Linked DNA regions of Homo sapiens: region 2 is linked to region 1. A link is a loop called in an ENCODE intact Hi-C map of the cell type or tissue named here. Cell type or tissue: testis. All regions are shown on one strand. Links, peaks and the distances in the headings refer to the core of each region. The heading gives the core; the rest is flanking DNA.

Region 1 (5,391 bases), core at 338-5,337:
TCAGATGGCATCAAATATCGAAAGAATATAAAATATAAAACGATGCTTGGCAGAAATGGGAAAGAGAGCATGTTAGTTAGACAGGGTTGAATTAAGAAGAGAATGTAGGAAGGAATGCTGGAATAAGAATTTCTAAACTGGGAGCACTAGTAATAATAACACTATTTCCAGGTCTTGCTACAATGCTTGGGTGTATTACGTAATTTAACTCCTATAATAATTCTTCAAGAAATAATCTCAACTTTACAGAAGGTGAAATTGAGCACAGAGAGGTTAAACAAACTTTCTCAAGGATGCAAAGTTGCAGAAACAAGATTTGAATCCAAAACGTCTGGTTTGTCTCAAAGGCTGAACCATCTTGCGTAATTGACTATACATTAACCACATTTTTCCCAATAATCCAGCAACAGGAAGGAAGAAATTACTGACCCCATTTTCTAGATAAGAAGGTCAACATTCAGAAACTGAAGGAACTGGGATTCTCCAAATCTAGCACTCTTTCCACTATTCCGGAAGATAGATGGGTGTTGAGGGGAGGGGAGAGGCAACTCCCTTAAATAAATCCCATCAGTTTCTTTGTTCACAGCACTGAGGCCAGAGCAGAAACATAAATTAAGAGTCCTGGGCTTGGGGCTGGGTCTCTCTCTTGAGTCTCACCTCCCCTGCAGGGCTCTGCAGCATTTCCCAGGGCCTGACCATGGCAGGCATTGTGCCAAGCAGCTCCAAAGGTTTAGTCTACATGATGCCTCTTGGGAATCCTTCTCTGGAGAAGACATTTCAAAACAAATCCAAGCCATCTTGTTAGAGGCTACCCTGGGAGAGACAAAGGTCAAGAAATAAAGGTTCCCATGTGTCTGGGTGCCTATTTAGGGCCTCGCCTCGTCACACACACACACACACACACACACACACACACACACACACACACACTTGAGGAGTTATGACTTACAACTATTCTTATTAGAAGAAAAACAGGATTTGGAGTTGAGGAATTTGCCATTGTCTGAAAGTTATTTGAGTAGTAACTCAGATGGTTCTAACAAAATCTAGCTTGTTGACAAGCAGATGCTCAGTTTTGGCTTTCACCACAGGGAGAGTTTTCTTGGATTATTAATGAGGTTTAGCTTATTTTCTCACCTTTACTTAATGGTTCTAGTTCATATTTAGTGAATAGTCCTCCATTCATGTTCTTTGCCCTTTTATCTATAACGGTGTTATGTTTTTCTTATTGATTTATCTATGTTATTAACCAAACAAATGTAAAACTATTCCATCTGCAATATTACTTCATGAATACTTTCATGATACATAACATTCTACATTTAAAAGTTTACATATTTAGGATACATAGAAATATTTAATCTGTTCAATTACTTTTATAGCTTTCCAATTTCTTGTCACTTACCTCAAGGTTTTAACAAATTAGTAAATCTATGCTATACAACTGTTCAGTTTTGCTTTTCACATTGACATTTTAATCCATGTAAAATGTATTTTGGTATATGGTATGAGAGGACAGAAATTGTTTATTTTAACTGTTAATTCATCTTAGTAATATTTATGGCATAATTCTTCACTTCCCAATGATCTGCAGTGCTTTGTTTGATATTAAGCCTTAGTACATACAGGGAGGAATTTTCTTTGGTTTACCACCTAGTCCACCTCCTTATCAATTATTCTTTTCAAATATTCTTTTTTATGGTGTATTAATCCATTCTTACTCTGCTATGAAGAAATACCAGAGACTGGGTAATTTATAAAGGAAAGAGATTTAAATGATTCACAGTTCTGCAGGGCTGGAGAGGCCTCAGGAAACTTACAATCAAGGCAGAAGGGGAAGCAAACACATCCTTCTTCACATGGCGGCAGCAAGGAGAAGTGCAGAGCAAAGGGGCAGGGGGAAGCCCCTTATAAAACCATGAGGTCTCATGAGAACTCACTCACTATCACAAGAACAGTATGGGGGAAACCACCCCCATAATTCAATTATCTCCACCTTGTCCCATCCTTGACACGTGGGGATTATTACAATTCAAGATGAGATTTTGGGTGGAAACACAGAGCCAAACCATATCGGACTGTGACTTATTCATCCTTACATACAGACCTTAGAATATTTCTTAAGACAAAAATGCTTCTGTGTTATATTTGGAATTATATAGTGAATGAATAATGATTTCGTCCTTCCTTACCTTTATGTACACCTTTTCTGTCTTTTTTATGTATTTCTCCCTTGACCACAATTTCCACAACAATGTTAGTAATAATAGTGGACATTGTTCTTTTTTGCTGATTTTTAGCAGGTATACCTCTGGTGTTATCCATTAAATATGGTCATGGATATAACTTGGAAAAAATAAATCCTTGTATTTTGAAGATATAGCTTTCCTGGTTATAAGAAAGAATATATATTTATACGAAAAATATAACAAAATTTAAAAATGTAAAATAAACTCTTTATTTGTATCATTGTCACAACTACCCAATTTGTTGTGTGTGATAAAATCACCCTTTATCATAGTTAAAAGTATCATTCCACTTCTATACTGTAATATTTTGATTAATTGTCTTGGTGTTTTAACAAATAGCTTTTTACTTTTTACATATTAAAAATAAAAACACCAAAAATTCAAGAAGATGGCTAAAACAAATATTCAGAAGTGGAACTTAAAGATGTAAAAAATTGCCAACTTTACTAGTGATCAAAAATGTAAGAATTAACTTGTATATTTTTAAAAATCTAACAATACATATTTAAATGTGGTACTACTCCTTGCTGATGAGAATGTGATGAGATGGACATTCACGTATGCTTCTGTGGAAATATAAGTTGGCTTTATAATTATGAAGAGCAATTTAAAAATATATAGTAGGATTCTTAAATATGGTTGAAACTTGAAACCAGAAAATCTACTGTGGGTCTTTATTTTAAAGAATTTATTCAAGATATACATTATCTGTAATAAAGAAAAAAATAAAAATGTAAATACTTAAAAATAGAACAATACTTAAATAAGTATTCCCTTGTGGAATATTATGCACCCAATAAAAATCATGTGAAAGATAATTTTTAGTTATAAAACATATCTTATGATAAATTGAAAAGAAACTTAGTTAAATTGACTTAACACATGTTCTTAGTTGTTTAAAAAATATGTAAAGACATTACCCCTCCCAAGTAAATACAGGTTATAGAAGATTTTTTGAAATATCAGTAGAAGATTTTATTTTTGGTTGTTGGGATTGTTGGTGATCTTTATTTATTTGTTTTTATATTTTTTTGTATGTGCTGTTATCAACTTTTGCCTCTTAGCTTCACGTTCACCCTTCATTGCCCTGCTTGGGACAAGAGTACTTTTCCTTTGCTTGTGGACACAGGGATACACTTTGTCAGTAGAGGGCGCAGGAGAGACACTGGACTGGGACGAGGGATTCATCCTGGTTCCGGTATTCTGTCTTGCTCCCCTGGCTGGAGGCAGCTGGAGGGAGGCGGGCAGCAGGACACCCAGTGGCACACACCTCCAGGGAGTTTCAGCCACACTACCACCCGGGGCATGACGTTTTCCTACGCGGCTTCCTCCAGCACCCCAGAGGTGCACACCTCAGGGAACTCTTCCCTCATCCAGTGGGCCAAAGCAGCACAGCCACCATCCAGATGTGGATGTCAACTCTGGAAAGGGAGTGTCTTCCATATTTGTTCCTTCCTTGGGTTCTCTGCCTTAGTCCTAGAGCTGGTGGCTGCTTTCTTTTCTTCCATTCATTTGTTGTTTGGAATTCTCTTCGCTTTTTGTAGGTAATTCCATGTTATAGTTAATAATTCTTTGTATTCAACATTTCCTGTTCAAATTGCTGTGTGGTTTTTGTCTCCTGTTTGGACCCTAACTTAAAAATTTCATTTTTTTCCCCCACATTTTCCACAATTCCCATCATAATCAGAAAGCAAACTCAAGTTTATTTCTCTTTATTAAGATGATCCATAGTTAATAGATAGATAGCGGTAGCTAGCCAGCTATCTAGCTAGATTGATTTGGTAAAGGGAAAATAAGCATGAATTTATTTTCTGGTTATGATGGGAATTGTAGAAAATGTGGAAAATATATTGGGACATGTGTGTACGTGGAAAATATTATCCACATATCTGTATACAGAGATCTGTGAATGTGTGTTTCTTCCAATATAGAACTCTTTGTTGCATATGATAAAGCATTCTTTTTATGATAATAAATATAATTATTTTCATAAGCTATTCAGTACTTGTACCTAATCTTGCTATAGCATACTTATGTCTGTAATGATAAATGTTAGTTTTCTTTTGGGTGACTCAGGTTTTGCCATGAGGATTTTACTGAATTTTTGTGTGGTTTTCTATCAGTTTACATGCCCCTTGAAAGTGAATATGTTGTGGAGCTTATCATATGGAAGCCTTAAAGCGGTCACCAGTAAAATCATGTGGGTTTCAAGATATTTAGGGAAGTATTTTTTCTTAGGTTATTGGCACCACCATGCATTGAACTGATGATGCCCCACAATGGACTCAAGTTATGATCAATTGTTAAGAAAACTCAGCTCACACTCTGGCTGATACTCAGTGAAAGGTAGTATAAATCCAACCTTCTTCTTTTTTAAAAAATCAAGATAGGTTCTCCTCCTCTCTCCTGACTATGTTTGAGTTAGTTCAAATCAATAATGTCTTTAATTTTTTTAATTATAAAAAAATTTTGTGGGTACATGGTAGGTATATATATGTATGGGATACATGAGATGTTTTGTACAGGCATGCAATGTGAAATAAGCACATCATGGAGAATAGGGTATCCATCTTCTCAAGCATTTATCCTTTGAGTTACAAACAATCCAATTATATTCTTTAAGGTTTTTTTTATATAATTGTGATGGAGCCATGAAAGATGCTGAGTCATACAAAGCCTGAACGTACCCTCAAGGAGTTTGCAGTCTAACCGAAGACAAAGAAGTACATTCAACAAGAGGCAAACACGATGGTTGATGCTTTCTATCTAGTTTTTCATTTAACTTTCAGTCATGAGAAGTGTGGATTATTGTTTTCTCTTTGCAGAAAAGAAGGTGTAGTCTCAAAGGCAAAGGAACTTGCCCATGGTCATTCAACTAGCAGATGGCAAAGATGAGCTGTAAAGACATGTATATTGACTCCAAATCACTTTTTCTTTCCCCCAAATATCATGTTTCATAAACATATAATTATCAAGCAAATCACTTGTTCAGGTTACTGATTAAAGGCTTAAGAAGCCACAGGAATGCAGGGAGAGCTGGGGAGTTCATGGAGGAGGCAAGGTGGTGGTTCTCCTTTGCCTTCTCAGAGCATTAGCTCCTGGCTCCACTAATTTGACAACTCATCATGTGCTGCTTTCTGAA
Region 2 (5,391 bases), core at 168-5,167, 63 kb before region 1:
AAAGATCTACAGACAGATTTATGGGTGTTGCTTGTGCCCAACTGAGGTTCTTAATCCAATTTTTGGACAAAGTGCCCTGGCTTCGCCTTTGATTGGCATCTGGAACAATGGAGCAATCACTGGCCAGACCTGTTCTGGGCAGGTCAGGGAGGCTTCTCACCCCACCTGAAGAGACAGGCTTATTCCCCAGTCTTGCAGTCTGCTTTGCTGGAGGCTGGGGTGTTGTGCCAAAAAGGAACACTTTAGTGGTGTCCCTCAGTAGTTTCTGGGCTCACAGCACAAGGAGGCAGCTTGGCTAGTGACCCGTGCAGGCAGGACTGCAATTTGCTGGCAGACCTAGGCTGATTATTCCCTGTGATGGGCAGCATGTTCCTTTTGTTAGTGTTTGGGTGGCGTAGAGTGAGGTCTTTCCTACTGGCATGAGGTCAGGTTTCTCCCATAACAATAATAGCTCAGTCATTGAATACCGAAGGTTTACAAAGAACCTGGAACTATGCTGAGAATTTTGTCTTGGGGTGTGTTCTCCATGAAATAGATCCTAAGGCCAAGAATATGGCTCAAATAGTTTATTTGGGATGTCTAACGCAGATGTGGAAGTGGGGAAATTATACAAGGAAATGAAAGGAGCAATAATGAGTGTGGTATCAAGGCAGCTATCATAGTAATAATGAAAACTAATTTCTCTGAGGGAGTTGTGGAATACTGTGCAATACACATGCTTTGGAATTATCCCACCTGAAATGTGAGGGAGTTGTACCATGGTCACTGGTTGGACCCTGCTCCTAGTGATGTAACTCCTTTGCACTTTTGGTTTTCTGTGTGTTTGCATGTGCACACATGTACACACACACACACAGACAGAGAGAGGGAGAGGCAATGGGATTTTCTGCAATTATGGCTCAAAATTTTAAAACAGACAAACAAACATACATTCAGGCATATTGATGCAGGTTATGTGAGCTGGAAATCAGCTTGAGCTTTTTAAAAATTCAAGGGGCTGAGTGGAAGATCAATTGCATCATCTTACTTAATCTTTATAGCAACCCTAGGAGGAACAGACTATTTGGTACCCACTTAATAGATAAGGAAACTGAGATTTGGAAAGGAGAAGTCACTTTGGTTGAAGTTGCACCTAAGCGGAATTGCTGAGGTTTGAATTAATAGGATGACCCATGGGTTAAGAGACCATGATTTTAACTAGTAAGCTATACTCCCTCCCTAAATACAAAGTTATAATAGTTAACAGGAACTGGCCCTCAAATTCCCCCTCTCAGACCTGAGCAGACCTGACTAGAGTACAAATCACAGGACAAAGATTATTTGATTCCAGGGGACAGAGTTTGGGTTAAGGAACCCTCCTAAATAGTATCTCAAGAGGGAGAACCAGGTAAGAGCCTACTAGGCTAGGGATAGATAAGGGAGCCTGGGATCCAGTATAAGCAACCTTCAGCTTTACAAGTAGGGGCAGGAATGGGAGACAGATAAGATTGGAGATTTGAGTCAGACATTGATAGGAATGGGGAAAAAGAAGGTAAGAAATGAACAGCAGCAATGCTTGTGAGTTTTACTGGAGGTGTGATGGTTTGTCAGCCTGGCTAGAGGAAGAGGACAAGGTGACCATCTCTCCCACCCATCCCTGAGCCATTTGTTTTGAGCTTTGGTTGAATATCAGATAATCGTCACCTCTCACCTCCATCCCAACCCTTCTCTTGCTCATCTAAAACTACTCTCAGGTTTCCTTGATCAAGGAAACGTCCCTGAAGACCTTCCAAATTTTCCTTTTAGCCCGTTAGTGCACTATATTCAGTCTGAAAATCCTCCTCCCCTCCCCTGCCTCCCTTACTATAGTCCAAGATACAGCCGTTGCCTCAAATTAAACTTAGGCACATCAAGCCCTTGAGAATAGGGTGTTTTGGACTGCAGGCCACACCCTCTAACAAGCAACCATTAATTGTCCTTAGCATGCCCTTCTCAACTCTTTCTAACTCATATCCCTGTTGGCCACCATTGCTATCCTCGCATATCTGACAGCCTAGCACACCTGGGTGGTGGCATTAGTTCTACACAGAAAGATGGAGCCTGAAGACTGCCTACAGGCCTTCTTTTTTATTTTTTCATTCATCCATTTATGCATTTGTTCATTCATTCATTCATTCATTCATTCATTCATTCATTCATTGATCTATTACCCTGTTTATCCAACCATTCAACCTACTGTGTGGCAGGTGTTGTATCATGGTCTGGACATGTGACTGTGAAGAAGAAAAGTTATTATCTAGTAGAGAATACAGATAAAAAATAAACAATCATAAAATGCATTCTAAAAAACTGTTGTGATAAATGAATAGGATTTTATAATTAGAAAAATTAAATGTGATAAGAATGAGAAACTACCAAGATAGGATGGTCAGTAAAGATCTATCTGGCCGGGCATGGTGGCTCACTCCTGTAATCCCAGCACTTTGGGAGGCCGAGACGGGTGGATCACAAGGTCAGGAGTTCAAGACCAGTCTGGCCAAGATGGTGTAACCCCATCTCTACTAAAAATACAAAAATTAGCTGGGCCTGGTGGCCTGTGCCTGTAATCCCAGCTACTCTGGAGTCTGAGAGAGATAATTGCTTGAACCCAGGAGGCAGAGGTTGCAGTGAGCCAAGATTGTGCCACTGCCTGGGTGGGAGAAAGAGTGAGAATCTGTCAAAAAAAAAAAAAAATTAGATTCATGGAGGAGATATCCTTAAGTTGAGACTTACCTAAGTGATGGCAAGGAGCTAATCATATGAAGAAAGGAGAACATTCCAGAAGGTAGAACTCCATGGATGTGGGCCTGGGATTAAGAAATAGCTGGGCAAGATCAGGAGCAGAAGTAAGTCCAGCCTAACTGGATTCTAGTGAGCAAACAGGAAGGTGGCATCACCTGAGGTTGTAAAAGTGCAAAGGAAATTGGTCATCTAGGGCTTTAGGGCCCTTGGATACTGAGAAACTTGGATTATATTGAAGGCAACATGAAAAACCACTGGAGAATTTTCAGTGTGGTGGTGACATAATGTTCATTTTAAAAAGTGTCACTCAAGATGCTATGTGAAAATTAGATTGCAGCAAGGAAAGGGTGAACAAAAGAGACCTATTTGAAGTCTTTGGCATTTGTTCTGGTGAGAGATGATGGGGAGGCTTGGTGGCCAGGGGCTTGGTGATGGAGATGGAGACACATGACAAATTTGAGATGTGTTTTGGAAGGAGAAATAGCAGGATTTTCTGAAAGACTGCCTAGGAAAATGCTCTATCCTTTGCCAAGAACTGAGAGTCAGGCTTGTTCAGTTCCCAGGCTTCAGAACAATAAGTTGAAAACATGTTGATTCCATGTGATCTGGCGAATGAACAGAAAACAACTAGAAAAACTTTCAAACTTAAATCATACACAAACTCTCCAGTAAACAAAGGACCCTTTCCCTGGAAAATGCACATGTCTACTTAAAAAAAAATTTTGGCATACAATTTCAAGTGATTCCTGGATTCCAAAACACTTTCCATGGACACCCCCTACTCCATCCACAGCAGACAAGGAGGGTCCTATATGTCTGGATCCAAGATAAAAAATCCATGAACTAGAGATGTATACTGATTCTCCTTATCCTGGAAATCTACAACTTCAAGAGTGGACAATGGCCAGCTCTCTTTCAGGCAGGTTTATACATAATCTATTTCTAGGTGATGTTCTCCAGGACAGGTATTCCATACATATCCTTCAGGGGCCCCTGCAGTGTTCTACCATAGTTAAAATGCAGTCAAGTCCTGTTTTCATTCATTCAGTCTCCTGGGAAAGGGATGGGTCAGTCAAACTGAAGCCTTGGGAATATGAACACGGGGTTATTAGGTTCTTGGTATTCTGGGTCATTCTTTTCTAACTTTGAGTTTTCGGTTTTACTAGTAGAACATTGCTTGAGCAATACATTTAAGAAAGAACCTGAAAGAGTTTAGATGCCAGAAATTATCTCTATTATTAGCTTGAATGAACACACTACAACAAAACAGTATATTCAAAAACAATCAGTAAATCTTTTATTTTTCACCAGTAGATTCATTTTTTCCTGTGCATAATTTTATTGTCTATTTCCCACATTTCTTTCAAATGGAGAAAGCAAAACCACACATTCCCATACTTGTGAGAGGTACTTACCTTATGCTTAAACCACCAGAACTTCCTACCTTTTCCAAGATTTGTGAAGACTTTATAATGACTCCATGCCTTACATATACTGTTCCCTCTTCCTAGAATGCCCTTCCCACTGTGTCTTCTTGGGAAACATACTTGTTTTTAAGGTCCATCTGTGAAGTTGCCTCTTGAAGTCTTCCTGACTGCACCGACAGAGGCACTCTTTTTTTTTCTGTACTCCAGTATCCTCTTGTCCATCCTGCTATCACACTACTAGTCATATTTTGGATTTAATTATTTGTTTCCATGTCTGTTTCTCACTCTGGTTTGTTATGGGCAAGGGTGGTAATTTATTTATCTTTTAATTGCAGAATCCAGCCAAAATTTTGCCCACAGTCTAAGCCCAGTAAATGTCTACCAAACGTATGGAGCAATTCTTATAAGAGGCTCTGTGATGTGGATGCAGAAGGTTTATGATGTCCTGGCCCTGGCATACCAGACCCTTACTAATAATTCCAGCATCATGTTGCTGTTATGAAAAGAAGTTCTGACTTGTGAAGCTGAGTCCACTCTCACTGTCTACTCCCTAGTAACTGTTCTCCCAGGCCACCTCTATATTCAAGACTGAGACTGCCCCTTGTAGACCTTTGGTCCCAAGACCTAACCTCATCTTTGTTCCTTCCTTTCCATAGCACAGAAATGAAAGGAAAGACCTTTTGTTTCAATTCTTCATCTTCATAATTAGATACATTTGCTGAGTGCTTACTTTCTATCAGGCACTGTACTAATTACATAAATTAACTCATTTTTGCAAGAGCTCTATTCATTTATTTCCTCATATATTTATGTATTTCAGAAATATTAATTGAGCATCTATTATATGTAGCCACTGTGATGGGCACTGTGATGCAACTGAACAGATGGACAAAGGCCCTTCCTTCTTAGAGCTTTAAGTCTGCATGGTAGAGGGAAAATGATCTGGTACCAATGAATTAAGAAGATAATTCCAGATGGTGACAAATATCGTAAGTAAAGCAAAGATAGTGGCATAGCAGAGATGAAAGTAAGTGGTATGCCGAGGACCTGAGGCAGGGGAAGAGGGGTCTGGAGGATGGTGCAGCCTGGATGGCTGCATATACCTCACTTCCACTTACATTTCGGTAGCCCAGAATTAGTCACATGATCAAATCTAATGTTAAGCAGGCAAGAAAATACATTTTTTTGGGTGACCCAGATGAAG

Evidence for each region. A loop is a pair of places that touch in the nucleus more often than their neighbours do. Peaks named below come from ENCODE experiments on the same cell type or tissue, not always from the same donor. Only the 100,000 strongest peaks of a DNase experiment are listed, where the experiment ranks them.
Region 2: it touches region 1 in a loop (5-fold over the local background); 1 of 110 quality-filtered maps calls a loop at or near these places.

The regions. Positions count from the first base shown.
Region 1 is chr20:40,249,532-40,254,922 of GRCh38, reverse strand. No RefSeq gene overlaps it. Among named protein-coding and RNA genes, the nearest start is that of LINC01370, 250 kb to the right of the region's middle. In testis, for the core only: a CTCF peak has its summit at 3,398 (motif pointing right); a DNase peak (open chromatin) is centred at 3,412.
Region 2 is chr20:40,312,414-40,317,804 of GRCh38, reverse strand. It overlaps LOC105372617 (a long non-coding RNA gene), which reads left to right and starts at 5,008. Exons shown (of 4, transcript XR_001754593.2): 1 at 5,008-5,176. In testis, for the core only: no CTCF peak of the experiment used is centred there; no DNase peak of the experiment used is centred there; H3K27ac peaks cover 809 bases.